Regions from separate parts of the Homo sapiens genome. Here region 1 is linked to region 2. A link is an interaction called in ENCODE POLR2A ChIA-PET data of the cell type or tissue named here. Cell type or tissue: PC-9. All regions are shown on one strand. Links, peaks and the distances in the headings refer to the core of each region. The heading gives the core; the rest is flanking DNA. Region 1 overlaps EPB41L4B (erythrocyte membrane protein band 4.1 like 4B). Region 2 overlaps EPB41L4B (erythrocyte membrane protein band 4.1 like 4B).

Region 1 (15,237 bases), core at 3,194-11,193, 93 kb after region 2:
AATACTGTTCAGCCATTATACAAGATAATTACGAAGATGAGATAAAAAACAAGGAAAATTTTAATGACAATGTTAGGTAAACAGACTTTAAAGGAATAAGCAAGCTGTGATTGCAACTAAATAAAAATACATATGTGTTATGTACATAGACTGCTTGATAAAAACAGGAAATTTGCTAAAATGAAAATAGTTGTACAGATGCTCCTTATGACGGGATTACATCTCAATAAACCTATTATAAGTTGTAAATGCACTTAAGGCCAGGCATGGTGGCTCATGCCTCTAATTCCAGTACTTTGGGAGGCTTAGGCTGGAGGATTGCTTGAGGCCAGGAGTTCGAGATCAGCCTGGGCAACATAGCAAGACCCCATCTCTACAAAAAAGTAAAAAAAAAAAAAAAAATTAGTTGGGCATGGTGGCATGCATCTGTAGTCCTAGCTACTCAGGAGGCTGAGGCAGAAGGATCACTTGAAGTTCAAGGTTGCAATAAGCTGCATTGTACCTCTAGCCTGGGTGACAGAGTGACACCTTGACTTAAAAAAAAAGAAAAGAAAAAACGCACTTAATACACCTAACCTACTGAACATCACAGCTTAACCTAGCCTACCTTAAACGTGCTCAGCAAAAATCATTGAACGCAAAGCCTATTGTATGATAAAGTATTGAATATCTCAGGTAATTTATTGAATAATGTACTGAAAGTGAACAACAGAATGCTTGCATGGGTACCCAAAGTACGGTTTTCACTGAATGCATTATTACTTTCACACCATCATAAAGCCACAGAATCCTTAGTCAAACCACTGTAAATTGGAAACCATCTATATTAGGATGAAGCATAGAGAAACCGCGGATGGCTTTGTTCCCAAGTTTTTTGTTTGTTTTAGACAGGGTCTTGCTCTGTCGCCCAGGCTGGAGTGCAGTGGCAGCATCATAGTTCACTGTAGCCTTGAACTCCTGGGCTCAAAGGATCCCCCTGCCTCAGCCTCCCCAGTAGCTAGGATTACGGGCACACCCCACCACACTGGGCTAATTTTAAAATATTTTGTAGAGGCGGGGTCTTGCTATGTTGCCCATGGTGGTCTTAAACTCTGGGCTCAAGTGATCCACCTCAGCTTCCCAAAGCACTGAGATCGGAGGCGTGAGCCCCCACGCCTGGCTTCTCCCCAAGTTTTAACAGTGATCTTCTGGCAGTTGTCAGAGACCAAATACAATTTCTTAAAAATCACCATTCTGGTACTTTTCCTTCTTGACCTTAACAACCCACCCTTTGGATATTTTTTTCCCTATTACTATCCATTGCCACTGGCTCTACACAATACCTATTATCATGGCTCAAGTGTTTCATTAGAGAATCTGCTAGTGGGACAGAACTAGTTAAGTAACACTTTTAGCAGCAGGATGTGGCAGAAAAATTGGGCCAGGAGGAAGCAAGAAACCTGTGCTCTAGTCCCAGATGCACCACCAACTGCGACCTTAAGCAATTCACAATTTCCCCAAATCCATATCGCCAACCCAGACTTATCCTGCAGCAGCAAATCTGCCATGGTGCCCTGAATACACAGGGCCACCAAAACTCAAATGGCCCCAAATCCAACCCATTCCCCACCTGGGTCTGTTTTGGTTCTGGGCTGACCATCCCATCACACAGAGTATTAACTGAACCATCACAGCTCTACTTACGTAAAATGAAGAGGGTTAGCCTAAGTTTCTGTCTAGGTCATTCCAAATCTCACTTTTCTGATGTTTCTAAAATGGCTCTTAGTGTAGAAGGGGCTCGAGGTGGAGGTTGGGAAAGGGATCTTTCAAGGGATGGCAGGTCCCTCCTGCCATGCTAGATGCTCACTGAGCTGGCTCGGAGGTGGAAGACAGCAGGGGCTGGGGGATAGGTATCATCTTTACTCAACTCTGATGCTTTTTTAAATATATCTGTAACTGCCCCTCCCATATGTCCCCCAAGTATGTTCTTTGTTTGCTACCTTCTGCTGGAAGAGAGAATTCCCAACAGCCCTTTCCAGCTTCAAGAATAATCTGGTTAAATTATGAGGGCTGGAATGGAGGGATCCTCCAAACAGGGGTCCCCAGTGGGTTACCAGGTAGAATGAAGACAAGGTGATCAAGGTCACTGCCCTTGAAACCACCATCTCTCACTCTTCCCAGCCTGCAGTGTCCCCTCTCAAAACTAAGAAAGCTCCAGGTAACTTACTTTGCCTGCACCGCCAGCCTGGACACCCCACCCGGGGCAACCCCTACAAATCTGAGATGACACAAACTGTCATTTCAGGCTTAGCCCAAACATTCCGTCTTTCAGGAGCCTCCCCAACTCTACTCCTGCCCCCGGAGAAGTAAGTGCTCCCTCCTCAGCATTCCCGTAAGCAGGTGTGTGCCTTAAGTATATACATACTCATCACACTGTACTGCAGCTGCCTGTGCTCCTGTGTCAGAATCCTACTTCTGACTGAGAGCACTCCCTCCCTGAGGACAGGGACCAGCTGTGTTCATCTGAGTACCCACATCTCTGTCCCTCCATCCCCAAAGCACAGTGCCTGGCTGGCACACAGCAGGCGCTCCATAAATGACTATTATATGCAGGGGAGGGTAGGTGGGTGGGTGGGTGGGTGGATGGATGGATGGATGGATGGATGGGTGGATGGATGGATGGATGGATGGATGGGTGGATGGATGGGTAGATGGATGGATGTGAATGGAAGGATAGATAGCAGCAGGAGGTGGGTAAGATCTGGGGCCAAGAAAGAGATGTTCTGGATGAGCCATGCTACAACACTGACAACAGACTGGTGGTGCTCTACCAGCAGAAGGCCTAAAAAAGAGGATACACTCATTAAAATCTTTTCAAATTCAGTATTCCATGAACAAGCACCTAGGGAACTGTGTGCACTGCCAAAGCTGTTTACCTAAGCATAATTTTGTTGCCATTATGCGACGCGTTGTCTAGTGGTTATAACAGAAGACGAGTTACTGTGACGAGCCTGGAAAGCCATTTCTTGTTGCCTTATCGTTACCCAGGTCTCCCTCTCTGTGACGAATTCATCCACTCATTTAACAAATATTTGCCAATTGCTCATCAAGTCCCAACCACCACTCTGGGTGTTGCAGACACAACTCACGTTACTCCCTCACTATGGGAAGCCCTATAGGAACTAAAGGAAGTTCTCACTGAACAAGTACTTCTTGAGGGGCCAAGTCATCCAAAACAGGGTTGAAACGCAAACCCAGAGGTTGCAACACCATTTCCCTCCCTGCCTTCTTAAGCAGAATGTACTGAATGTGACAGCTAAGTTGGGATCCCCGTTCTGAAATGCAATAATGCTCCATCTCCTTCCAGACTTGTATGGTGAGCTGTTCCCAAACACAGTAGACTCCAGAGAGCTCCTACCTTTGAGTTCTTGCATCAATGTTTTCTAGTTTTTCTGCCAACACATTAACTTTTCCCAAAGACCAACAACTGGTGTTTTTGAGTCAGTCTATGTCTCTGTAGCAGCTCCTTCTGATGACATGAGCTAAAAATAACCCAGCTCATTAAAATCATGTGTAAAATAAGAGTACATAGTTGCCAGTGAAAGACTGGGGCAGGCAGGCAGCCAGCAGGACAAGGGATGGACATTGGGATATCTTTGCTGGCCAGCCTGAGATTCTCATTTTGCTTATTCACTGGTTCCTAGCTGTGCTCCTGATAAGGGAGACTGCTGGACAGCTGATGTCTTAACTGCCCCCCAAAATAAATGAACTATCCTGACCTTCTTAGGTAAGATGCTGCTGACAATGTCTGACTGCAACCTGACCCAAGTGCAACATTAACAGGTCAGATCTGGTCCCGGAAGAACAAAGAAGATAGAAACCAACCCATCAAATCTCATTAGTCTCAATAGCATAAGATGCCAGCCATCCCAGGCAGGTTTGAAAGGAGGAAATAAGCTGTATGTGAGCGTGCCAGTCAGATGTATACATCCTACTTGTGAAGTGAATTGCAAAAGCACGGTGCCTATGCAGTCAAAGTGATCTCAGGAACCATCTCCTTGAGGGTAAACGTGGCTCCCCTTTATCTACCTGCCCCACATCCATCAGATGATGTGTCTTTCTTTTTTGAGACAGGGTCTTTACTGTTACCCCGGGTGGATTACAGTGGTGTCATCATGGCTAACACCAGCCTTGATCTCCTGGGCTCAAGCGATCCTCCCACCTCAGCCTCCCGAGTAGCTGAGACCACAGGTGTACTCCACTATGGGGTCCCACTATGTTGCCTAGGCTGATCTTAAACTCCTGGGCTTAAGTGATCCTTCTACCTCAGCCTCCCAAAGTGCTGGGATTACAGGTGTGAGCCACCAATCCTGGCTGGCAAGTCTTTCTGTGGCCAGCTTCGGGAAGGCCTCTTCCCTTCCATCTCCATTACAGCTCAAGTCATGTCACTTTGTACCTGGACTACAGCAACAGGCCCCTAAGTGGTCCCATGCTACAGTTTGAATAACGGCGTCCCTCCAAATTCATACATTGAAAACTAATATCCAGTGTGATGGTACTAAGAAGTGGGGCCTTCAGGCCCCGTCACTAGGGCTCTGCCCTCAGGAATGGGACTAGTGCCTTTATGAAAGACATTGAAGCCAGCAGCCTTGCCTCTGCTGCTGCGAGAGGATGCAGCAACAGGGTGCCATCCACAAGTACCTCACCAGTCACTGAATCTACTGGCTCTGTGATCTTGGATATCCAGGCCCCAGAACCGTAAGAAAAAGTTTCTGGGCCAGGCATGATGGCTCACGTCTATAATCCCAATAGTTTGGGAGGCCAAGGCAGGAGGTTCGCTTGAGTCCAGGAGTTCCAGACCAACCTGGGCAAGACAGGGAAACCCCATCTATACAGACAATAAAAAAAACTAGGGCTAGGCACAGTGGCTCACGTCTGTAATCCCAGCACTTTGGGAGGCCGAGGCGGGCGGATCACAAGGTCAGGAGATCAAGACCATCCTGGCTAACACGGTGAAACCCTGTTTCTACTAAACAAAATACAAAAAATTAGCTGGGCGTTGTGGCGGGCACCTGTAGTCCCAGCTACTCGGGAGGCTGAGGCAGGAGAATGGAGTGAACCCAAAAGGCGGAGCTTGCAGTGAGCCGAGATCGTGCCACTGCACTCCAGCCTTGGTGACAGAGCGAGACTCCGTCTCAAAAAAAAAAAAAAAAAAAAAAAAAAAAAAAAGCTGGGTGTGGTGGTATATGCCTGTAGTCCCAACTACTCAAGAGGCTGAGGTGGGAGGATCACTTGAGCCCAGGAGGTTGAGGCTGCAGTCAGCTGTTCATGCCACTGCACTCTAGCCTGGATAACACAGCAAGACCTTGTCAAAAAAAAGGAAAGGAAAGGAAGGAAAAAGAAAGGAAAGAAAGTTTCTGTTGTTTATAATTTACCCAATCTAAGGTATTTAGTCACGGTAGCCCAGAAGGACTAAGACACCCACCCCCTAGTGGGTCCCTCCTGACACCCACCTTTCCTGTGTTTGCCAGAATGGTCTTTCCGTAAACACAGCCCTTGTCTTAGTCACTTCTCTGCTCAAAAAACATCCACCAGAGAATAAAGTGCAGGTTCCTCAGCCTGGTGTCAGGGACTCTGCACCCATCAACCCTGCCTAACCTAATTCAAGTTTTATCCCTCCCAGGACCCTACATGTACCCTAGGCTCCGGTCAAACTACAAAGCGTGTTGTTCTCCAAATACAAGGCCCACCCCACCATACACAGCAGGCCCCGCCTCTCAGGCTTGGCTCGTGTCCTTCCTTTGCCTAGGATGCCCTTCTCCCGCACCCCCATTCCTTTCTCCACCTGCAGCAAGCCAGTTTCCAGGGCCAATTTCAAGTAACACTCTTCATTATTCAGCTTCCTTGTTGGCAGCACCCTGCCCTATTCATATTTGCTTCTCTGCCAGCTGACATTCTGAGGCTCAATAAACATAAACACTAATGTGGATTAAGGAGAATCCTCAGTTCCTACAACAGTCTTCAAACAACTCACTTTTCAGAAGCCTGATCTGCCTGGTCCAAATCCACTGGAATTCTCTGTAGCTGGCCAGGACCTGGATGCAGAACCCTGTTACTCCTGTCATCCCTTCCAGACCCCTCGTCTGTCCTAACGCACACTAGGACATTGACGTTTTGGAAGCCATATCCCACTATGGCCTATCCTTGTGGCTAACAAAATGCTATGCCTTTTATATACAAAATGCTAACAAGTCCTAGGTTAGAAAACAACCAAAATAGTTGTAGTGATGGTTTCTAACCCCAAGTGCAGGCTTTGCATTTGTTCCAACTAAATTGCATCCTATTTAAATTGGCCTATGATCTATCCTATTAAGAACATTACAAGTCTCAGTTTGTTATTCCACTTATCAGTGATTGATACCTGTTTTACGGCACGTGGGAAATCTGCTAAGCAGGTCTGACGTGGGGAGTGGTGGTGCTGGGGTATCTTTCTGTTCTTCGACAGTACCTAACGGCACCTGTCCGATGGTAACTTCAAACCCAGGCATGACTGCACACAGTTGTACCACATGGGGCTGTGCCCTGGGACTCTGTGAGGCAGAAATGGTGGGTTGGAAACTAGTTCTACCACTTCTCTAGCAATATGACCATGGCCTTAGGCACCTCCAAGTTTTGGAGTACTCTCATCTGCCCTGTCACCCTTGCTAAATCATGCTAATAATGAAAAAGCAAGATAGCAAATGAGCATACACTGCGCCCTGTGGTGTTCTACACAAAGGAATTATTGTGACTTTCATCGAAACCTATTTCTCCCACTTGTCCACAGGAATAACATGGTGTGCTCTTTGTCAGATGCTTAATAAAAATAGAGGTATGTGAAGTTTAGTAATTTCACTGAAAGAAAAATTGAGGTTAGTCTGGTTTGGGGACTTTTGTAAACCCATGTTCATCCCTAGAGATCAATTCCTTCTTTTCCCAGTCCTTAAACACCCCTAGTTTAAATTGCTATCCCAGAGCTCCACCTGGGATCAGCAGTTGGCTTCCCAGCCAGCAGTTCCCAGAAGGCACCAACCTCAAGGCCTGTTTCAGCTATTTCTAGGAAGTGCTGATTTCATGATTAGTTACCAGCTCTGCTCTCCCCTCAATAACTTGCCACTTTCTATGAGCCTTGGCAGGAAACTAGCCATATATATATATATATATACACACACACACATACATATATATACCTCACACACACACACACACACACACACACCCCCCACCAAGTGGCCCAGGAATTCCCATTGCCAACACTGCTAAGCCGTCACAAACAAATATAAACTGTTTACTCTTGGACATCATAAATACGAATATCTGAAATTACCAAATAAGTTACCTTAACATTTCATCATGAGTAAGAAATACCATCTCAGCCATCAGCAAGATTTGGTGACTCAAAACTAGAACACGATGATGCAAAGACCATGCAGAAGTGTCCATGGTCTACTGGACTTATGGCCAGGCTGTCCAGCTTATAAATTTCACCTCCCAGTTGAAGGGTGCCTCAATGTCACAAAGGTTCTATGACCCCATTTCGCAGATGAGACTGAGCCTCAGGGAAATTACATCATCAGTTCATACCGCTTATAAGTAGCAGAACTATAATAGGGGCCCAGCCTTCCTGATTTTTAGGACAGAGTTCTTTCTATCTCATCCCACTACCTCTCTAGCCATCTCATTCACCTTTTTAGCTCCAAGCACATACAATATGCCTTGCAAACAAGAAATATTTCTTAAGCCCAATTTAACACATAAATACTGAAAGCCTACTCCACGCATGGTCTTGGCTAGGGTTGGGATACAAGGCCACACACAGTCCAACAAACAGATCTCACGGTGGGGAGGCAATTCCCAATTCCCACTTAGTCTGAAGGGCAGGAAAGCTGTAGCACAGGGAAAGCAGATTATTTGCTCACAAACTAACACAGAGGCCAAGACGCTGTAGTGAGAAGGGACGTCAACAGTCTAGGCGGCTCCTGGAAATTCAATTCTGGTAAAACAGAGCACATGTTATTGATTTCCTGACTTGCCAGGCTAACAATCTCTTAGAAATCAGAGGAAGCAACAAAACAACTGTCCTTAATTTTGATCAACAAGGAAGTAAGAACAATCTTAGAAGAAAGTGACTGCCTGTCATCTTGGTGTGCGAGTCCGTGGAAGGAGGCATTGATGATCAGTTCCACGGATGACCAGGGCCCTCCTCACTCCATGGGCAAGGGGCTTCCAATGTGCTGTAGATGGCCCAGACAGGCAGATTCTAGGCTCAACTGTTCCACCACAGAACCATAGTCGCACTGGCTTCGACTCACGGAGGGATCAATTTAAAACACTGAGACTTTGTGTTGCATTACTGATCAGCTATTGATCAGCCTCTGTTCCAGGCCAATAAACTGTCCTTAGGCCATGCTGTATTTAGATCTCTGCAGAGATTCAAAGCGCTCATTTCTTCCTTTAACAGCATCTCCTTCACAGGGCTGCTATGAGGACTGTGTGACCCCACTGGTCACATTCCTATGAACCCTCTTTCAATCAACACAGAACGCCTAACATCTGCTAGGGACCTCAATTCCTGTCTACCTATAGGTCTGTCCAAACATGTCTAACACCAGTGATTCAATAGTGTACGAATGGGTTTCCCATTTATTCCTCAAGATGCTCACTAAAGCCAAGGATACCTGAAGCTACTTGATTCTGGCTGCCCTGAGACTTGGTTTCACCCATCACTTTTTCTGGTCACAATACTAGCAGACACACTGGCTAATATACTATCCCTACTGACAGGGACATTAACAAAATATCAGGCAGCCTCCCTAACACAAAGGTCCACTGGACAAACTTCTTTTAAAGTTTGTATTGGGAGCCTCCCACTGTTGCCATTATCATCAGGCAAGGCAAGTCATGTAAACTGTCACAGTGCACTTGCCCAATTGAGTCCATTCAAATCCCTCATGAATGGGAATGGGAGGCAGGAGATACCCTGAATGACCTCTAAGGCAGGTGCCTCCCATCCCAGTGGCTTCCATCTTACACCAAAAGACAAGCAAGTACATGGGGACTTAAAAAGTACCAGGTAGCCAAATACCTAAGGTGTCAGTTTCAGTATTATTCTTTTAAACTGTGGAGCTTACAAACATGGCTGCAATTCTCTGATACTCTTATCAAGAGAGGGGGTCTCTGTCCTTTTCCCTTGAATCTGGAAGAGCCTGTCAGTGCATCAACCCAATCAAATATGGTGTTAATGATGTTCTGCGATTTCCAAGGCTAGGTGACAGTTCTCCTAGGAAGCTTGCTCTAGAAGAGCCAGCTACCATGTGAAACGTCTAACTACCCTGAGACTGCCACGTTTAAGAGGCCACAAGCACGTGTGCCAGTCAACCATCCCAGGTGAGCTCAGCCTTCCAGCAATCCCTTCCAAGGTACCAGATATGTGAGTGCAGCCATTTTGGACACTCCACACGAGCCCACCTTCCAACTGACCCCTTGGTCAATGCCATGAGGAGCAGAAGCATCTCCCAGCTGTGAGCCCTGCTCAAATTCTTGACCAACAGAACCCATCATGACAAATGTGGTTGTTTTACAGCACTAAGCACTGGGGGAGTGTGTTATGCAACAAAAGATTACCAGAATGAAAACCATATATATACACAGATACAGTGTGTATGCATGGTATTGTATGCGTACATAAAAGATTTTGTATTTATGATGTTTTTCATAATTTAAAAAATGTTTCTTCTTAGGACATCCCCACAGCATGACGTTAACTTAGGTTTCATTTGCTTGAAGACAAGGAAGCAGAATAAACATATGCATTCTTTTTTTTTTTTTTTTCCTTGAGACGGAGTTTCACTCTTGTTGCCAGGGCTGGAGTGCAATGGCATGATCTCAGGTCACTGCAACCTCTGCCTTCTGGGTTCAAGTGATTCCCCTGCCTCAGCCTCCTGAGTAGCTGGTATTACAGGCACCCGCCACCACGCTCGGCTAATTTTTTGTATTTTTAGTAGAGATGGGGTTTCTTCATGTCAGCCAGGCTGGTCTCCAACTCCTGACCTCAGGTGATCTACCTGTCTTGGCCTCCTAAAGTGCTGAGATTACAGGGGTGAGCCACCATGCCTGGACAACATACACATTCTTAAAAAAAAAAAAAAAAAAAAAACATAAACTAAAAACTGTTTTTTGAAGGGCACTAACTCTGTTTAGGAGAAAGATGTTAACGATATTGGACTCTCTGAGGCTGCCTTACGCTACATCACCAACTCCATATTAGAACTCAATAAACCACATTGAAAAGAGGAGAAGGGGATGTACAGATAAAAAGAACTTAAGAGACATATCTACTAGATGCAATGTGTGGTCTGTAGTAGCTTCTGGTTAAACAAACCAACTATAAAAGGTTTTTAAGATAATTGCACTAAACCCATCAAGGACTTTGTATCAGGTGACATTAAGAAATCATTGTTGGCCGGGTGTGGTGGCTCACGCCTGTAATCCCAGCACTTTGGGAGGCTGAGTCAGGCAGATCACGAGGTCAGGAGATCGAGACCATCCTGGCTAACACAGTGAAACCCCATTTCTACGAAAATACAAAAAAATTAGCAGGCGTGGTGGTGGGCACCTGTAGTCCCAGCTACTCGGGAGGCTGAGGCAGGAGAATGGCGTGAACTCAGGAGGTGAAGCTTGCAGTGAGCCGAGATCACGCCACTGCACTCCAGCCTGGGCGAGAGAGAGTGAGACTCCGTCTCAAAAAAAAAAAAAAAAAAATCATTGTTAGGCCAGATATGATGGCTCATGCCTATAATCCCAGCACTTTGGGAGGCCGAGGTAGGTGGAATGCTTGAGCCCAGGAGTTTGAGACCAGCCTGGGAAACAGTGAGACCTGATCTCTACTAAAAATAAGAATTTAGCCAAGAGCAGTTCCACATGCCGGTAGTCTCAGCTACTCAGGAGGCTGAGGTAGGAGGAAGATTGAGGATTGCTTGAGACCAGGAGGTTGAAGTTGCAGTGAGCCATGATCACATCACTGCATTCCAGCCTGGGCAACAGAGACCCCGTACCCCCTCAAAAAAAATAATAATTGTTCGTTTTGTGGAGTATAATGATATTGTGGCTGTGTGTGTGTGTGTGTGTGTGTGTGTGTGTGTGTATAAGTATTTATTAGTGAATATTTAAGTATTAACAGGTTAAACAATAAGTTGCCTGGGACTTGCTTTAAAATATTTCAGAATCATAAGTGGGTGTTGTGTACATGAGAGTTTCACCACACTTTCTCGATATTTTGTATATTTTTAAATCTCCATAATAAACACTTAAAACAAAATCTTGTAACGTGCAAAGGAGTTGGGGATTGGAGGGTGTCAGCACAGTGTGGGCTGAGCCCTGACTTGGAGACTCCAGGTCACTGGGTGAAGAGTCTGACATCCACGGTGACGAGGAAAGTGTTGCGAGATGCAGACAGAAAAAATTACTCCAAACCATTAACAATTAATCTCTTCCACACTGTGAAAACAAAACACAATACACAAGAGTCCTGGCACCCAACTCAGCACCCACCTATGGACGTTGAGTCACATTTTGTCCCCATGCCCCAGTGCTTGGTGCACCTTATAAAGGGGATGCACTCCTGGACTTTGTGCCTAACTTCACAGACACCACGTCCTTTTACAGCAAGAAACGAAGTATATGCAGCAATGAAAGCTAAGTTCTTAGCTTTGAACATCAAAGCTAACTTTCTACCCAAGCTAATTTTATGTAAACAATATTTTTATCCCTTAGAAGATTGCTGAGGGATACAGGATTGATTTTTGACTTTGAACTAAAGCACCATAATCCACAACCCAGCAGAATAAGAACATCACGATATGGAACAAGACAAGCTCCTCAGTGGACATACTTGGATGGCCACCCTGCCCAGGACTCAGTATTACAGGCACAAGAACATAGGAATGTTCTAGAAATCTGCACATTCAAGTCCTTCATTTTATGGATGGAAAAAGTGAGGCAAGAGGCAGGTCACACAGCCAGGCAGTCACTGCAAAACCAGAATGAAAAGCAAACCTTCTGACCCTGAGACCAATACAATTTTCCTTCTTGGGACTATGTTCAGGCGACTGTATTATGGACATTATCTGAACAGGAAAAGAAAAGGCAAGGCTCGCATTTCTGCTACTGAAAGGTTAAGAACCAAATATGCAACACCAAAAAAAACCCCCAGACAGCTCAGTGTTATAAACTCCTTGGCCATAAAAAAGTGGTTTAGGTAATTCTTTTTTTCTGTTTTTTTTTCTTTTTTGTGGCAAATCAGGAAAAAAACCCACAACCACCTACTACTACAGGAGAAAGAAAAAGAAAATGAAACAAATTTGTGCCTCACTAAACAGTAACATGCAATTAAAATGATGGATGTCTCTGTGCCAGAGGTTGAATTTGAAACAAGCTGCTGGAAGAAGGGCAGCCCTGAAAATAAATTGCCAAATTACTTTTTGCAGCCAGATTGCAGATTCCCCCTCCATGCAATTCTGAAAGCAAATAACTCCACATAAATAAATATGCAACAAATTCCCAGGAAATCTAGCCAAGAAACGTGAACAGAAAGGACTAACTTTGGGTGGATGACTGCCCCTACCCATCCTTGCAACTTAGGAATGTGAGAACATTTGAAAAGTAAGGCATGTCAATGCTATCTCGCACATGACGCTTCCTGAAACTTCCAAGTCCTGTAGTGACTGTTCCCCCATAAGCCATGAAGCTTCCATAGCCCTGAAATCATAGTTTTGGAATCTCATAATACACCTTATGATGCAGTGCACTGAAGACATGGACTCGGGAGTCAGCAGGTGAGAGTTTGAATCCTAACTCTATTACTCAGCTCAGGCTAAGTTTGATGTCCAGTAAATTTCTTACCTAGCAAGGATGTTAAAAGGATTATATGAAATGATGATGAATTTAACAGGGTTTGGCCTGGGTTCACCTATGGGACGGGCCTGGGGATGAAGGTAGCCTCATTTTAGGTGGCATGCCTATTTACAGAAGAGGGAGGTGAGGCCAGGTGCAGTGGCTCACATCTGTAATCCCAGCACTTTGGGAGGCAGAGGCAGGAGGATCACTTGAGGCCAGGAATTCAAGATTGGCATGGGCAACACAGCCAGACCTCCATCTCTACACAAAATTTTAAAAATTATCTGGCATGGTGGCACATATCTGTAGCCCCAGTCACTGGGGAGTATGAAGTGGGAAGACTGAGTTTGAGCCCAGGAGTTTGAGGCTGCAGTAAGCTATGATCACACCACTGCAGAACGAGGCCATGTCTCAAAAAAAAAAAAAAAAAAATGAGGGAGGTGAGCTCATGATGGCTAAGAGACAGGGTAGTGTTATGGGCTGAACTGTATCACACCCCCCACCCCAAATTAATATGTTAAAGTCCTAACCCCGGTACCTTGGAATGTGATTGTGTTTGGAGACAGGGCTTTTAAAGAGGTAACTAAGCTGAAGTGAAGTTGTTAGAATGACCCTAATCCAATCTGATTGGATGACAATTGGTGTCATTATAAAAAGAAGAGATCGGGACACACAGACACCAGGGACACATACGCAGGGGAAAGACCACATGAAGGCAGAGGGAGAAGAGGCAGCTGGGGGGGTGGGGGGGGATCTGCCAGCCAAGGAGAGAGGCTTCAGAGGAAACCAACCCTGCCGTACCACGATCTTGGATTCCAGCCTCCAGAATGGTGAGAAAATAAATTGCTTGCTGTTGTTTAAGGCACCCAGTCTGGGGTACTTTGTTACAGCAGTCCTAGCAAACTAACAAGAGACAAGAACACAGGCTTCAAGTTAGAGGGCAGGTTTGAAGCTGGGCTCCACTACTTACAACCAGCATGACCCCAACAAAGCCCCTTCACCTTTCTGAGCTTGTTTTCTGTCTGTGAACGGAGGTGATAGCACGCATTTCCCACCGAGTGATTTGAGGATGAAATGAGAACCAGTGCAGATGCGTCATGTGGCACAGTCACGGCTGTCCACCGGCAAAGCCAGGGCCTCTGCCCAGGACCTCTGACTCTAAGCCCCAGGACCTCCCACAGCATCCCTGCGGCAATCAGAGGCCTCGCTGCGTGGCAGCCCCTGGATGCTTTGCACGGTACTCCCCTGGACTGAAACTGATGGTGAGAGCTGTCCCTAATAGCCTGGATGCTTCTTGGGCCAAGGCACAGTCTTGAACCCCAAGCTCCTTGGGTCCCACTCATGCCTGGTATTCTGTACATAAGAAGCAGAACTTTAGAGCTATGTACTTGGCTCTGCGTGTAAGATTTTCAAAAAGGTCAATGAGTGGAAAAGCACATGAACTTTTTTCCTTTAACCCTGTCTATGGTGAGCTTGGCTGTTAGGGTCATAAAACTATAACTAAGGCATCACTATCCATTCATCTGATGGAGGAGTATACAAATAAAGTTGTCTTTTTATAGATAGCCTTTTTTCTTCTGGGTGAGTCAGTAGTCTTAAGAAAAAAAAAAGTCACTGCCTCTTGCAGGAAGAAGGCAGAGAATGACACGTTCAGCTGGAGAAAAGAAAGGTGTGATGCTGACAGCCTCTCCTTAGGCTTGGATTTATACAGATTATCAAGATTATTTCCCTGAGGTCTGTGGTTTGTGGTTAGGGTGAGCTACTGTGAATAGAATCTTGACTATAAGTTCACCACACAAAAAGTTAGCCTTTCCTTACCCATTCACTAAGAAGAAAATTTCCCAATCATATATGCTTTTTTTTTTTTTTCCCCAAGACAAGGTCTTGCTCTGTCACCCAGGCTGGAGTGCAGTGGCGCAATCTCGGCTCACTGCAACCTCTGCCTCCTGGGTTCAAGCAATTCTCCTGCCTCAGCCTCCTGAGTAGCTGGGATTACAGGCGCCTGCCACCACACCCAGCTAATTTTTGTATTTTTAGTAGAGACAGGGTTTCACCATGTTGGCCAGGCTGGTCTCAAACTCCTGACCTTGTGATCCACCCACCTCAGCCTCCCAAAGTGCTGGGATTACAGGCGTGAGCCACGGCGCCTGGCCCATATACGCATTTTTAAAAGCAACAACTGAATGCCAAGGAACAAGTGTTAACTGGTACTATGATGAAATATTACTTTAGAAGACACAAATAGGAAATTATTTACAGAACCAAACACCTAGGTAACGTCTCGTCATCTTTTAACTGCTAAGAGTTGACCAATTTTCGCTAACC
Region 2 (15,237 bases), core at 2,724-10,723:
CGCTTTGAGGGAGGGTACTGGCTAACAGGGAAAGACACAGACACATCCTGGATTGGGCCATCTGCCACTGGAATGGCAGCCCAGAGTCTAGGTTCTAGAACTGGCTTTGATACACACTTGCTATGTGACTTGGGACAAGTGTCTGCCCCTGTCTGGGCCTTGGTTTTCCCATCTATATGTGAAGGACTGGATGAGATGGTCCCAAGGCATTGTTCCACCTGATAGGCTGGGGCCAGTTAGTTGAGGAAGCCCTGGTCACAAGTCAGGCACGGGGGTCACCCTTGCCTCCCTCTACTTCTGGCTCCTTCCTCCCATGGATAAGGAAGCCCCTCTGCAGCCCTCATCAGCAGCATCCAGGACACTGACTTGCGGAGGCAGGCCTGGTCCCCTGAGATAGAGACCTGTCCATCACCCTACCAACAGGTAGGAGGGCTGCTGCTTGCATTTCTGATGCTGGGGGAAGCAGATGGAGGGAGGAGGACCAAAGGGAGAAGCAGATGGCTGGAGTCCCCTCTTCCCTTCTAGGACCCTTTGGCGCTCATGGAAATAGGATTCTGGAACAAAGTGAGGTCAAGGCCCATGGTACCAAGGAAAGCCCAAAATGGAGGAAGCTCTTGCCAAAAAGCTAGATGCCCAGGATACCTTCTCCCTGAGGCCTGCATACATGCACTCATGCCTCAAAGGATGCTTTATCCTGAGGACACACATTCACTGCAAACTTCAGCTGTGAAGTGGTGGCTGTGTCTCAGTGCAGTGCAAGGACCTCAGTTGTCCCATGCCTGAGCAGTGAAACAGGCCCATACCCATTTCATAGCTTAGTTGGAGATACCCTGAGATGTGAGCAGCGTGTCTTGGGGAGAGAGAATGAGCTTCCTATTACTGAAGGGGTGCAAGCAGAGGCTGGACAGTCATTTGGCAGGCATTGCCCCTCAGATCACGGCATCTCCAATTCCCTACCAGATGCTGCTTCCTTTCTCATCTCAGCCTGTTCAGTTCAAACAAAGAAAAGACCATTTAAATCTATAAGTAATTAAATCTACAAGCTGGACCTGCAACACAATGATCTCTAAGGGAATCTCATCACTCTTGTCAAAGCCACCATGTTTTTTTTTTGGAAATTGACCCTAATTCTCAGACCCACCAGGCCCTTTACTTGTTCCCTGAAAAGGGTTTCTCACCTGCAGGAGTCCCACAAGGGCTGCCATCCCTAAGGGGAGACCTGTATGCAGAGGATGGAAGATGGCAGGAGGTGCGAGGGGCCTGGAAAGCTGGGGTGTGGCCTTGAGCCAGTGCTTCAGACCAGATGGATCGTCGGAAGCAACAGCAAGAGATTCCCCACGGGTGGGCATGCAGGGCGCAGTCCAGGAAGCCAAGAAGCCGAGAACAAAACACCGAGGAGCCCTATAACACTCGAAGTGCAGTAGACAGGCATGGGCAGGACCCCCACAACTACCCTCGGAGCAAAGGAGCACCCCTTCCTCCCTCAAGGGCTCTAGAGGTGGAGGGACCCACAGTGCCTGACCCCTGGATGAAAGCTGATCCCTGAGCCTCCAGGACAAGAGGAAGAGGCTCCTCAACAGCAATGCCCACCTCTGTCCATCCGTCCCACTGCCAAGATGTTTCTATGGTCTGTGACTTTTCTGGTTTTAGCAAAATAGGAAGTTTACCAGAGGAGTGGCTTCTGTGAAATCCATCAGAAGATCACCCGGCTCCAGGGTAAAGGCACCTCCTCGGTCAGAGGGGCTCTAGGGAGACAGACAAACACCCCTGGTTAGAGACGGCACTGCATTGATGATAAAGTTCACCAGAAAAGACAGGCAGAGGTTCCCAGCCTCTCCTCTACACTGATCTCATTAGCAATGACAATCCCCTTGTATTTCCCTCACCAAGTAGTGTACAAAATGTTGAGACTTGAACCCCAATTTTTTCATAGGTAGAAGTAGGCATGGTGCAGAGAGCTGTCCCTTTCAGAGCTGCGGGCCGCTTTTCTTAAGTGCTCTTAGTGCTTTTCTACTGGTCTTTTGGGGAAAAAACACTTGAAAGAGTCCTCTGAATGTATAAAGAGAGAGCAAAGACCTTGTCCTAGATTAAGAGGATCAAATCCAGGGTCCTCCAGGAGCTAAACTGATCTGCACACTAAGAGCAATGATCTTCATGGCAGGTGATGGCATGTGGATTATGTTGCTTGCTTTTGGAAAATGTTTTGCCCTCCTGCTCTGGGGTCTTAGCTGCATGGATGGCCTCGAGGTCTTTTAAGGGAGAAAAAAGAAGTCCCATCAACGTGGTTCAAGCAAGGCCCCAAGGAGAGAGATGGCCAGGAGAGGGAGCCCTGTGGCCTTTGGTGGGATGCCACTTGCATCCCCTCCACGCCACCCCAACCCCCTTCTGTTTCGTAAATGTTTCGTTCAGCCTGGTTTTAACCACAGTGTGGGATATGTGATAGGAGCCTGGGTCCACACCTGAGACAAAGTTGTACAGGGGGCTCCACACAGTGGAGGATAATCCAGGCTGAGATGCCAATAGGTGGAGGTGATCTATAGAGAAGCAGAGAACCTCGATCTTGGCCAGTCGCTGGCTGAGCACTCCAGGCAGGTTTCTGTGCAGAACACTAAGCAGAGATATTTCCAGAGACACCCAGGGAAGGCACCAGGTGAAAGACTGGCCTTGGTAATGCAGGAGGTGGCCCTGGACCATTATTCTTCAGCTGTCACCAGGAATTGTGATCCCTGAAGCTGCAAAAGCCTCAGGCATCCAGTTTGCATGAGCACTTTAACCTCCACTGAACCTGACGCCAGCCAGGGCAAGATAGCAGATCTTATTCCCATTTTTAAGAGGAAGAAATTGAGGCTCGAAGAAATAAAGGTTTTGGAAGTGAGTGCTGTGGCTTATGAATGGAAGAGCTGGGAACAGCCTCTGAAGCTCCGGTCTTGCCTTCAGGGCACCTGCCTCCTGCACGCACCTTTTCTCTGTGTAGTCACATGAACCACTGCAACCTCTGACTTGAATCCACTTGGACAGCAATAGGTTCAATTGTATTTGGACCAATTGCCAAAGAGTAATCGTAGCTAGAGGTCTCTCAAAGAAAACCAAGAGAAACATCTTGTGTAAAGCCTTTGTCATAGCCCATTCACATCTCAGGCAATTTCCTGAAATTTCAAACCAGCAAATGGAATAATATTTCCTATTTTCAAACTACTAACACCGGCTATATGACATAAGGGAAGGGATGGGGACACTTCTATGTTTTTGCTCCTCCAAACTGTTCACTATGGTTGGGGGGGAATCATTTCTCTCTTTCTATCTTTACAGTGGACTAATAGCTTATTATAGAGATGAGATTCTAAATGAAAACTGCCCTCAAAAATCTCTTACATTGCAATTAAAGTACAATGAACCTGATTTTATATTTCACTCATTGTCTCACAAATGGTTGGCTTGTATTTTGGGGTCAAGTTATATAAAAACATGTTCTGGTTGTTGCTGTTGTTTTATGAGTATACACAATTGATTATGCAAAATTTAAATACATGCACCAGATGCTACTCAGTAAATTGATACTGAATTCCCAGCAAGTGTGGCTGCTCGCCAGGGCTTTCCACCCCCCAATACCTTGGCCCCAGGGGACAGCAGGCCTTTGCCTTCTGACTTGTGAGGCGAGCTGACATTCTGGACCTTGGGGGACGGCAGCGGCACGGAGACTTGTGTGGCGGCCGTTGTGGTGTTTGTGGTTGTAGATGTGGTCACTCCCACTGCCTCGGCCAGGTCTGGAGGGAGGTCGTCTTCATCACTGCGGTTACTAAAAGCACATGAAGCTCTGCTCATTACAATAATAAACAGGCTGTGAGGAGTGGACGGAGGATGGGCAGGGGTGGGAAGACCAGGGATGGGGATTGGGGGTTCCCAAACAGATGTCCACCAGATGTCCAGCTTGCAGGATCCAATACTCTGACTTTTTTGCCAAAACAAATTGGGGTGAATTTTCTGTCATTTGCCAGGGTGTTGTTTTGTTTTGTTGGTAAAATATATACAATATAATATTTATCATTTTAACTGCTTATAAATATACAATTCAGTGGCATTAAATGCATTCACAATATTGTGCAACCATTGCCACTATCTGTCCCCAAAACTTTTTCATCAGTGACAACAGAAACTCTGTATTGATATTGAACGATAACTCCCCAAGCCCCTCCCTGCAGCCTCTGGTAACATCAATTCCACTTTCTGTCCCAATGAATTTGCCTATTCTAGGAACGTCACATAAGTGGAATCACACACTCTATGTTCCTCTGTGTCTGGCTTATTTTAGTCACCATAATATTTTTAAGGTCCATCCACATTGTAGCATACATCAAAATTTCATTTATTTTTATAATATAAAAATTCCATTATATGGATATACCACATTCTGTTTATCCATTCATCTGTTGATGGACACTTGGCTTGTTCCCACTCTTTTGGCTATTATAAATCATGCTGCCATGAACATGGGTGTACAAACATCTGTCTGACTCTCTGCTTTAAGGGTGGTGCTGGGGACTCCAGGCACATTGTCCCTAAGGATCTGCCATGTAGAGCTTCTGGAGCCACCCTTGCATAGGGGTTGTGATTTAGAATGATGGCTGAGCTCAAGAGTGTAGATACAAGACCCATGACAGGTAGGCACCAGTGCAGCCTGTGCAGATCACTGGTAAGGCCTCAGCCCAGCACGGGGCCACGTGGGAACATGAGGCCGTGAGACAAAGCTGCAGTGCGGATGGGATTGACTGAGGGGTCCCTGAGAGGTTTTAGATTATTCTGTGTATGGAGAAGCCTCAAGGGAAGGACTTAGGGCTCATTACTAAAAAGGGGGAAAGGTGAGAATTGAATAAGTACATGGAAAAATTAATAATACACCAAGTATTTGGATCCACATAGATGACATAGGTCAGATGGGTTACACGTTCATTCACCCACTTAATTTTCACACCGACCCTATTACCATCTCCATTTTTCAGAGAATCAGATGATATTTAGCAGCTGATTGTGAAATTATTTGTTCAAGTTCGCAAAGCTAGTTAAGTGGAGGAGCGGGGTTAAAATTTCTTTTTACCTCATTTAAAAAATTATCACCTCAATAGCATAGTTATTATTATTTAGTTTTATATAAAAGGCCATTTAAAAACCATAGCTCATTTTTCACAGAAGGGAGTCAACTGACACTGCCTAAAATTGAAAAAGACTCCAAATTCATCATGGTTTTTATCTTTTGTCTTAGTTTAGATCTTATGGCCAAGAAGCATATCTAAAATTCAGCAAGTCTTCCAATTTTACCTGTTTCTAAGGTAAATTCATGATAAAGTCATAAAACAACAGTTTCATAAGTAAAATTTTACATACAGAATGATTTTTTGCTTTGAAGTTGTTTCTATTTTAACAATATATAAGCATAGAAACTTGTCTAATGTAACAGTCGTCAACTATGAACCCTGGTTATTTTTGATTCTGGGAAATTGGCTACTTTTCTCTTCTGTCTTGCCTATTTACTTTTTTTTCTTTTCTTTAAATATTTTAATTAACTTATAAATATTTTATTATTTAATTAAAAATTTAAAATATGAAACGCTTCACAAATTTGCATGTCCACCTTGCGCAGGGGGACCATGCTAATCTTCTCTGTATGAGTCCAATTTTAGTATATGTGATGCCAAAGTGAGCACTATTGAATTTTTTTTAGACTTTTACACTATGTTTAAATAAACAGTGAAGTTATATTTCTGGAAAAAAATAAAATAGCTCATGATTTTCTAAACATACTAGCTGGTATCAATAAAAAATGACACTTTTGGCTGGGCACAGAGGCTAATGCCTGTAATCCCGGCACTCTGGGGGGCCAAGGCAGGCGATTGCTTGAGCACAGGAGTCCGAGACCAGCCTGGGCAACATGGTCTGGTCTTGTCTCTACAAAAAATACAAAAATTAGCCAGATGTGGTGGCACACACCTGTAGTCTCAGCTTCTCAGAAGGCTGAGGTGGGAGGATCACCTGAGCTGAATCACCTGAGGCTGCAGTGGGCTGTGATCGACCACTGCACTCCAGCTTGGGCAACAGAGTGAGGCCTTGTCTCCGAAAAAAAAAAAAAAAAAAAAGACCTTTTCGCCTGCCTTAAACTCTCTGTAGAGACCCTCTACTTCTCCATTCTCACTGCATGTAGCAGCCACATTTTCCCTCCTTGTCATATTTCCAGGAAATAATGTGGCTGAGATTTTTGTCTGTATCTTTAAAAGCAGTGGTTTGAAGACTTGTTCACAGCACCTGAATGTTACAATGCTTTTGGTGGAGCAACCTAAAATCTGACTACACCTTATTCCAGCCTAGGAACTAGAAATATTACAACAGCCAAAAGGGCGATGTGTGCACACAAATCTGTATCTCAAAAATGATGATGTAAAAAATATTTTCCAGAAAATCAGAGATCTGAGTTTTCCCATTTATATTCCTTGATCACGTGCCAACTTTATCAATATCAAAGAGTTAAAGAGATGGGCAAAGGCCAGGTGTGGTGGCTCATGCCTGTAATCCCAGCACTTTGGGAGGCTGAAGCGGGCGGATCACCTGAGGTCAGGAGTTCGAGACCAACCTGGCCAACATGGGGAAACCCTGTCTCTACTAAAAACACAAAAATTAGCTGGGCGTGGTGGCACACGCCTGTAATCCCAGCTACTCGGCAGGCTGAGGCAGGAGAATCACTTGAACCTAGGGGGCGGAGGCTGCAGTGAGCTAAGACTGAGCCATTGCACTCCAGCCTGGGTGACAGAGTGAGACTCCACCTCAAAAAAATAAAATAATAATAATAATAAAAAGATGGGCAAATGAGCGGTAGCCAGCGTCAAGGATTCGAGAACTCTTTATGGGACAATAACACTGGGAAAATCTCATCCATGGATGTTGCTATTTTCTACTAATGGGGAAAATGCTGCTATTGTTTGATTTTCAAAGCAGAATACTTTGGGGCAGCTTAAGAAATACACATGTAAAGTTCAAGGTTTGAAAAAGAGTGTCCTTAAAAGAGCCAGTTTGATTAGCCGGGCATGGTGTCATGTGCCTGTAGTCCCAGCTACTTGGGAGGCTGAGGCCGGAGAATCGCTTGAACCCAGGAGGCGAAGGTTGCAGTGAGCCGAGATTGTGCCACTGCACTCCAGCCTGGGCGACAGAGTGAGACTCTGTATCAAAAAAAAAAAAAAACAAAAAAAAGAGTGAGTTTGGTGAGTTAGTGAAATTTCCTTTCCTTCCAGGTTATATATCAGCCAGTCATTGTTTCAAACATGATTACATCTCTCAAATGAGTGATAGTAACATTTTGAGTTTCAAAATGTAAAAGGAATGGCAAGTTCTGCCAGTCTTATCCTCGAGGGAAGCAAACTGTCATGGCTTAATTGTCCCCCAGAGATCATTAGGACTGTTAATTATTTGAACTTTACTCGTTTTGGCTTTCCTAGGAAATGCAGCTGACCAGAAGTTTCTATGAAGGATATGAGGTGGGATATATCTCCCTTAATATCCCCCATACATGCCTCTTTTCCTTTTCACAGGTACAAATGGCAGACCTGAGATGGCTGTTAGAGAATTGCATCCAGAATCCCGTGTCCTGTCCTACATTTTGCACTCTGGGTACCCCCTAAACTCCATCTTTCCTCAGAAGCTTCCAGGTCCTAGAGAAGAAAGAAAGGGGACCTCATCCTATGGCCAGGGTATTGGGGCTTTACCCACATTCTCTCATGTTAAGCCCCACAAAACTCCTCAGAGGCAGGTATTATCTCATCCATTTTACAGAGGAAGGAAGAGAGGATCAAACAGTCACTTTTCCAAGAGCTTACAGCTGTAAACTAGCCAGGGGCCTGACAGAAGCCTTTCCAACTCCAAAGCCCCCATCCTTTTCATTCGTCCAGAGATCCCCCTGCAGTTACTCTCTGACCAATGACACATCTGGGCACAGTACCCATGCCATAGCTAAGGTCAAGAAATGGGAACTACAAGCCGGGCACGGTGGCTCATGCCTGTAATCCTAGCACTTTGGGAGGCCAAGGTGGGGTGGATCACTTGAGGTCAGGAGTTCGAAACCAGCCTGGCCAACATGGTGAAACCCTGTCTCTACTAAAAATACAAAAAAATTAGCTGGGTGTGGTGGCGGGCACCTGTAATCCCAACTACTTGGGAGGCTGAGACAGGAGAATTGCTTGAATCCGGGAGGTGGAGATTGCAGTGAGCTAAGATTGTGCCACTGCACTCCAGCCTGGGTGACAGAGTGACAGAGTGACAGAGCAAGGCTCTGTCTCAAAAAAAAAAAAAAAAAGGGAAATACCATTGTGATCAGTACTACAACTATTACTAGTACTCACCACCCTGATTACAGCAATTATCTTTCTGCTTTGGATTATAATTATTTGTGACTCTTGTCTTTCCCTCCAGTAAAGTGTGAGTCTTTGGATGGGAATTGTCAAAGTCACTTTACTATTCCCTAACGATGCCTAGAACAGTCAGGTGCACATGTGCCCTGGTGATTCTGGGACATTTTGGGAAATGGCTCCTCCTACAGGTGTCAAAGCTCAGTGATTAGCTTTGGTTCTGTTGACAGACGGGGCTGCCTTTTCATGGATATGCCGTGGAAAGCAGCTTCTGATGTGGGTTGCAATGATCCCCGTCCTAGTATTCATGCCCCTGTGTAATCTCTCCCCTTGAGTGTGGGCTGGACATAGGGATTTGCTTCTCATGAACAGAATATGGCAAAAGTGATGGGGGCCAGGTGCGGTGGCTCACACCTGCAGTCCCAGCACTTTGGGAGGTCGAGGCAGGCAGATTACTTGAGGTCAGGAGTTCTAGACCAGCCTGGCCAACATGGTGAAACCCCGTCTCTACCAAAAATACAAAAATCAGCCAGGCTTATTGGCTTATACCTGTAATCCCAACTACTTGGGAGGCTGAGGCAGGGGAATTGCTTGAACCTGGGAGGCGGATTGCAGTGAGCCAAGATCACACCACTGCACTCCAGCCTGAGCGACAGAGCAAGACTTTGTCTCAAAAAGAAAAAAAGTGATGGGATGTCAGTTCTGTGCGTAGGTTACAAAAGACTGTGCCTTTGCCTTGCTGTCACTCTCTCTGGCTCTTCTTATGTGCTTTCTCTGATGGAGAAGGCTGGAGAGACCTATGTGACTACAGGCTGAGGGCATCCTCTGTCCAAGAGTCCTTGAGGACCTGATCCCTGTCAGCAACCGTAAAAACAAGCCTGCAGATGAGACCGCAGCCCTGACACCTTGAATGCAGCCTTGTAAGAGCCCCGGATACAGAAGACCCAGCTAAGCCATGCCCCGACCCCCACTCCACAGGAACTGTGAGGTGATAAAGGTGGATTGTTCTAAGACACTAAGTTTGGGAGTAATTTATTACACAGTAGTCAATAATGAATCCTTATGCTAACTATGTAAGGTTTTCAGGGAGAAAGGGCTAGTCTCATTATTACCTAAATTGGAAATAAATGGAATTTGGGGGCTGCTCCCTGGGACTAGTCAGAAGGGCTAAGAAGCATTTGTATCTAAACAATTAGTCATCATAGTTGTTTTAATTGAAAAAGTTGCAGTACAGAACTCACAAACTATACTGTCTTGTTAACTTCCTCACTCGGGGAGGCTTGATTTCCGGCTTTTCCACAGCTGGCTGGGCAGTTTCCACACGAATAGGAATAGGACTTCTAGAGACACACCGAAAAACAGAACAATACCATCAAAAAAGGTTTATGGTCTCGTTTTAGCCATAGGGACTGCTTTCTCAGTTAATGTACACCTTAATAACATTGATAGTCAAGAAATCCATTTTTTTTGCCTTTCTACCGTACTTAGTTCATAATTATAATTATATTTTAAAACCATAGAAAATCCAAACAGTAAGAAAAAAATCATAGGGAAGAAAATATAGCAAATGGGGCAACTAAACATAATTGAGGTACAAAATAAAATTTCTCTGCTCCGTAACAGCCACCCCTGCCCCCCAATATGAGGGGTGAACCAGAATGAGGGTTTGGCTCATAACCAGGTTTTGCCAGTAAAATGAAGAGAAACCTATGGATAACCTGTTTTTAATTCCAAGTAATCTGGTAGCTATTCTATTTTAAACATAGCACAGACTATATTTTTTTTTTAAAAAAAGATAAGAACCATACTATACTTTGTGTGAAAAATGCATAATCAGAAGACCTTTAGGACTTGCTGTAACACATTTTAATTCCATGTATGTGTGAAAATGCTAAAAATTAAGCGTCACTTTTATCTTTACTCAAGAATTTATTTCAGGTAACCAATGGACCCTACTCAAAATAGTAATTTTAAGGAAAATTTTTAATGCATTTTTGTAGTGGTCATGACTAATTTCATTTTTAAAAAATCAGTTCATTACCTCCTAGGACCAACAAGGCATCAAAACAAGTTGAGGTCCTTGAAAGGGACACCTGGCAAGTCAACTGACACTTTTGGGTCAGTGCTCAATATGGTGATAAGTATGTGGCCGGGGCCTAACAAATGCATGTTGAGGCCGGGTGCAGTGGCTCACGCCTGTAATCCCAGCACTTTAGGAGGCTGAGGTGGGCAGATGACTTGAGGTCAGGAGTTTGAGACCAGCCTGGGCAACATGATAATACCCGTTTCTACAAAAAAATACAAAATTAGCCAGGTATGGTGGCGCATGTTTGTAGTCCCAGCTACTCAAGAGGCTGAGGTGGGAGGATCACCTGAGCCCAGGAGGTCGAGGCTGCAATGAGCAATGATTATGCTACTCCACTGCAGCCTGGGTGCTGGAGTGAGACCCTGTCTCAAAAAAAAAAAAAAAAGAAAAAAAAAGTATGTTGAATAAACACATGAATGAGAAAATAGAGGATTTGAGTCAATGCATTCTATACTCATGGTTTCCTCAAGCTGCGACTCCACAGTAAAGGGAACATGGTCCCTGAAGAACGTATAGTCTATTGAGGGAGCACATGAATTTGCTTGGGTGGAACGGTCAGCATCGGGGAAAGCTACGTGGAGGAGTTTCCTCTTTCCAGATGGAGCGAAGACCACAAAGATGAGAGGCAGAGTGGAGACCTGGCTGAACGCAGGGCACTAGAACTACCATCCGGTGAGGTCTCAGTGGAAGAGCAGAGGGTTTTAACTGGAGGGAAAGTCGAGGCCGGGTCATATGGGGCCTCAGGCTGAGGAGTCTACACTGAAGGCAATGGACCTCAACTCTCTAAAGGTTTTAGGCAAAGGAGTGGCATAGTCAGATTTACATTACAGAAAGGTCCTTAGAACAATGAAGAGGACCAGGTGAAAGGGAGGACAGAAGCATCTTAGAGGACTGTGGGCAGCAGTAGGCCCGGAAGACAATGAGGGCTCAAGGTATAGACAAGAGGAAAAGAGGATGGATGTGGAAGGTAAAATGAAAGTCAAATTGCCAGGACTTGGTGACCAATTAGATGAGGGAATAAGGTAGGAGAAAAGCAAGGACTCCCAGGTTTCAGGCCTGGGTGAGGGGTAGGTAATAATACCATTGACTAAGAATGGAATCCAGGTGAAGGTTAGTGGGGTGGAGTGGGAAGAGATGAATTAAGTTTTTGAAAAGCCCTGGAGGCAGCTGGGTATGTATCTCAGGAGTAAGACAAATTTATACCAAGCACACAGATTGGGAATCATAAGGTGATACAGAGAAATGTTAGCTTTGATTTTTGGCATCGAGTATAATAGTTCCCCAGAGCAGTGGTTCTAGATCACCTAGGTGCCCGCTAACATGATGATTCTTGTCTCTACTGGCACCCACCAAACACCCACCACACACATTCACACAAAGGATCCAAAAGGTCTGGAGTAGGACCCAGGAGTTTGTGTTTTTAAGAAGAGACTCTGATGCAGTGGTCCTTGGACCCATTTTGGGAAACTACCCTAAGGAGACCCTGCTGGTGTTAGTAAACCACCAGGTGGCAATGAGGCCACCACCACCATGCCAAGAAGGAAAGAGTTCCTGTTCTCTGTGAGATCAGGGGAGGAAGGACTTCCTCTGGGTTTGGGGTGGTGGTGGCCTGGAAGCTTTAAAGAACATGTGTAGGGGATGGGAGGAGAGTGGATGATGAGAAATTACTTAATGGGCACAATGTACATTATTTGAGTGATGGATATTCTAAAAGCCCTGACTTCACTACCGTGCAATCTATGCACAGATCCAAGTTACACTTGTACCCCATAAATTTATACAAAGAAAAAGTAGGCTAGGTGTGGTGGCTCACACCTGTAATCTCAGCACTTTGGGAGGCCGGGGTGGGTGGATCACTTAAGTCAGGAGTTCAAGACCAGCCTGGCCAACATAGTGAAGCCCTGTCTCTACTACAATTACAAAAATTAGCTGGCACAGTGGCGTGCACCTGTAATCCCAGTTACTCAGGAGGCTGAGGCACAAGAATTGCTTGAATCTGGGAGGCAGATGTTGCAGTGAGCCGAGATCGCACCACTGCACTCCAGCCTGGGCAACAGAGGAAGACTCTGTCTTAAAAAATAATAATTAAATAAATACATTTTTAAAAGGAACATATGTGGCTCCAGCACTAACAAGAAGCTCAGCAGGCAGGGCACATCAATGGGCCAAGGGAAGCTGGCCCAAGTCCAAGCTGGAGTTGTGAGCAGAGGCCAGGTCTTGAAGGGCCTGGCCTCCTGCACTCTGTTAAGGAGTTGGGATTCCATTCTGAGTGTAAACAGAGCCTTTAAAGGGCTTTAAGCAGGGGGATGGCAATGTGAAGCCCACTTGCTTGAGTGACAACCCCAAGTGATTGATTTCTTTGTTAATGCAGCAGGCAGAGATATTAAAACTGAGAATAAGCAACATTTTTGAGGCTTGCGGAAAGTTAGTTAAGCCAGTCTTTTTCCATCTCTTTGGGCTCCTATTCTCTGTTTTATTTGTCCTCTGATTTTATCAGCTAATGCCCTCGTGAGCAATGTTTCAAGGATAATGTTGATGATACAGAGAATATCATTTCCCCATTCAGACAAGGAGCAACAGACCTTACACTAGCGTCCTGAAGACTGGATTTCTTATTGATATTTACAAACGGTGATTCCTCCTTTCCACCCTGTTAAAGAAAGCATTCAGGTTAGTCAAAACTGAATATGTTGGCATGCAAAAAATGTTTTCAAGTCTCTTACATTCAAAAGATTATAGAAATTGGCAAGTGGACCAAAGAGGTAGTTCACCAAGTACTCAATCAATAGAGAATCTTGCACTGGTGTTTATATATGTTAACAAAAAATGTTTTCTTGAGTAATAGGATTAAGACAATCATTCAGATGCAATCAATTCTTGCATTCATGCTTTTATTGAACACCTGCTACGTGCCAGCTCATGCTTGAATTAGAAAGGGATAGTGTGGGAAAAGCCAAACCCGCAGTTTAATCCTTCACCTCACAGTTTGGGTCAGGAATAATAATCAGCTCTATGTTCACATAGCACTTACAGTTTACAAAGGAATTTGGAATCTGTCCTTTCACATCAGCATAACAACCATAACAGCCTGGCAGGAATCACGTCATATGATTTTGAGAGAAACCTTGTCCTCCTCCCTCTGATGAGTCCCACAAAGAATAGTGGGGGAAGAAGAGACACCCACTCAGCCAGCCAGGCCAGCTGACCACACACTAGTGGTCAATAGAACATGCAGAGGCCTGCAGCCCTCACGACCATCACAACATACAGAGCTTGGCCTCTGTTCTAAATACATATTGAGCAAAGATTTCAAGCCTGCTGGCTTGGAGGACATGGCATTATTAGCCTGTCAAGATTGCCCACATATAGATCCAGTCTTACATCCTAATCAAAGCCTTTTTAATTTTTGTTTTTGATTTCTTTATTTCTTGAGAGAGGGTCTGTTCTGTTGCCCAGGCTGGAGTGCAGCAGCACGATCATGGCTCACTGCGGCCTTGACTTCCTGGGCTCAATCAATCCTCCTGCCTCAACCTCCAGATTAGCTGGGACTACAGGCTCAAACCACAACACGCAGCTAATTTGTTTCATATTTTTTTTGTAGAGACGAGGTTTTGCCATGTTGCCCAGGCTGGTCTTGAACTCCTGGGCTCAAGCGATCTGCCCACCTTGGCCTCCCAAAATTCTGGGATTACAGGCATGAGCCACCACACCCAGCCAAAGCCTTTTTTAGAGTTAGCAACAGATAGTACCATTGGTCTGTTTGACTTCTGCTTCCTTTCCTTATACTCTCACTATGCACTGATGCCAATAGGGGATTAACATTTAAACCCCTAGCAGTATACTTGGCTGTGCATCAACCTCCTCTCCCTCCATCACAACCCCTCAAAACCCTCTAAACCATGGATTCCCAAAGCATGCTTCTGTGTTCCTATGAATTTCAGTTCTACAGATAACAGTAGGAGCTACTTATGGCCAGTTAGGTGTGAAAGAAAGTAAAACAGGCTTCTTTCCTGCAGGACTTTTCAGAGACTATAAGAAGCTGATGTGTACTGGGACTGTCCCATGGGATTTCATGTGCAGCATTTCCAGAATTATCAGGGAGAATCCTGTGGGGCTTGTGTTCCTTATAACATCTTGGGAAACGCTAATGTCAAATTACTGACTTCACACTCCCCTGCTTTTTTCCTGCTTTCATGCCCTTCCACTGTGTCCTTTTGGCTAGGAAATGTGTTCTTACCTATTTGTCATCTCTTCCCTATACTTTACAAAATAGAATATTTTCAAGATACTGCACTTCTCCAATGGAGCAGAAATATGGGTCCTCCACAGATAATACCTGCAGCATGGGGTTATTGGGAACATGTTACAACTTTCTAATGTAGATAATTACAGCTTTGTAAATTGCAAAATATGTGTCAGTTTTGTTTGTTCTGTGATAGTATAAAAATGGCATACCTGAAATCAATGAAGGTAGACTGAAAATAAAGAATTTGTGACTATAACCTTGACATTCCTGAGTTTGTGATGGGAAATAAACCTGACCATCCTCTAAAAAGGGCTACTACTGTTATCTGTAAGCAATCAGTGCCCCCAGCAATTTCATCACGCCACAACTGTGACCACTGTTGTCAATACCTCTGCAGTGGTGGAGCAAGGCATTGCACCAGGTACTCTGCATAGATAATCTCATGTAATCTTCACAATAACCTGACAGATGTTGTTATCTCCATTTTCATAGGAGAGAACTAAGGCTCAGAGAGGTTGACA

The links. Peaks named below come from ENCODE experiments on the same cell type or tissue, not always from the same donor. Only the 100,000 strongest peaks of a DNase experiment are listed, where the experiment ranks them.
Region 1: POLR2A ChIA-PET joins it to region 2 with 38 read pairs; 2 of 35 experiments call an interaction of 5 or more read pairs at or near these places.

The regions. Positions count from the first base shown.
Region 1 is chr9:109,283,547-109,298,783 of GRCh38, forward strand. All of the region lies in intron 1 of EPB41L4B (erythrocyte membrane protein band 4.1 like 4B), which reads right to left. Among named protein-coding and RNA genes, the nearest start is that of EPB41L4B, 30 kb to the right of the region's middle. In PC-9, for the core only: no CTCF peak of the experiment used is centred there; a DNase peak (open chromatin) is centred at 6,645; H3K27ac peaks cover 1,204 bases.
Region 2 is chr9:109,190,611-109,205,847 of GRCh38, forward strand. EPB41L4B (erythrocyte membrane protein band 4.1 like 4B) reads right to left here. Exons shown (of 26, transcript NM_019114.5): 19 at 13,053-13,120; 20 at 9,626-9,724; 21 at 3,610-3,787; 22 at 1,668-1,745. It also overlaps the pseudogene RNU6-984P. Among named protein-coding and RNA genes, the nearest start is that of FRRS1L, 31 kb to the left of the region's middle. In PC-9, for the core only: a CTCF peak has its summit at 8,562; no DNase peak of the experiment used is centred there.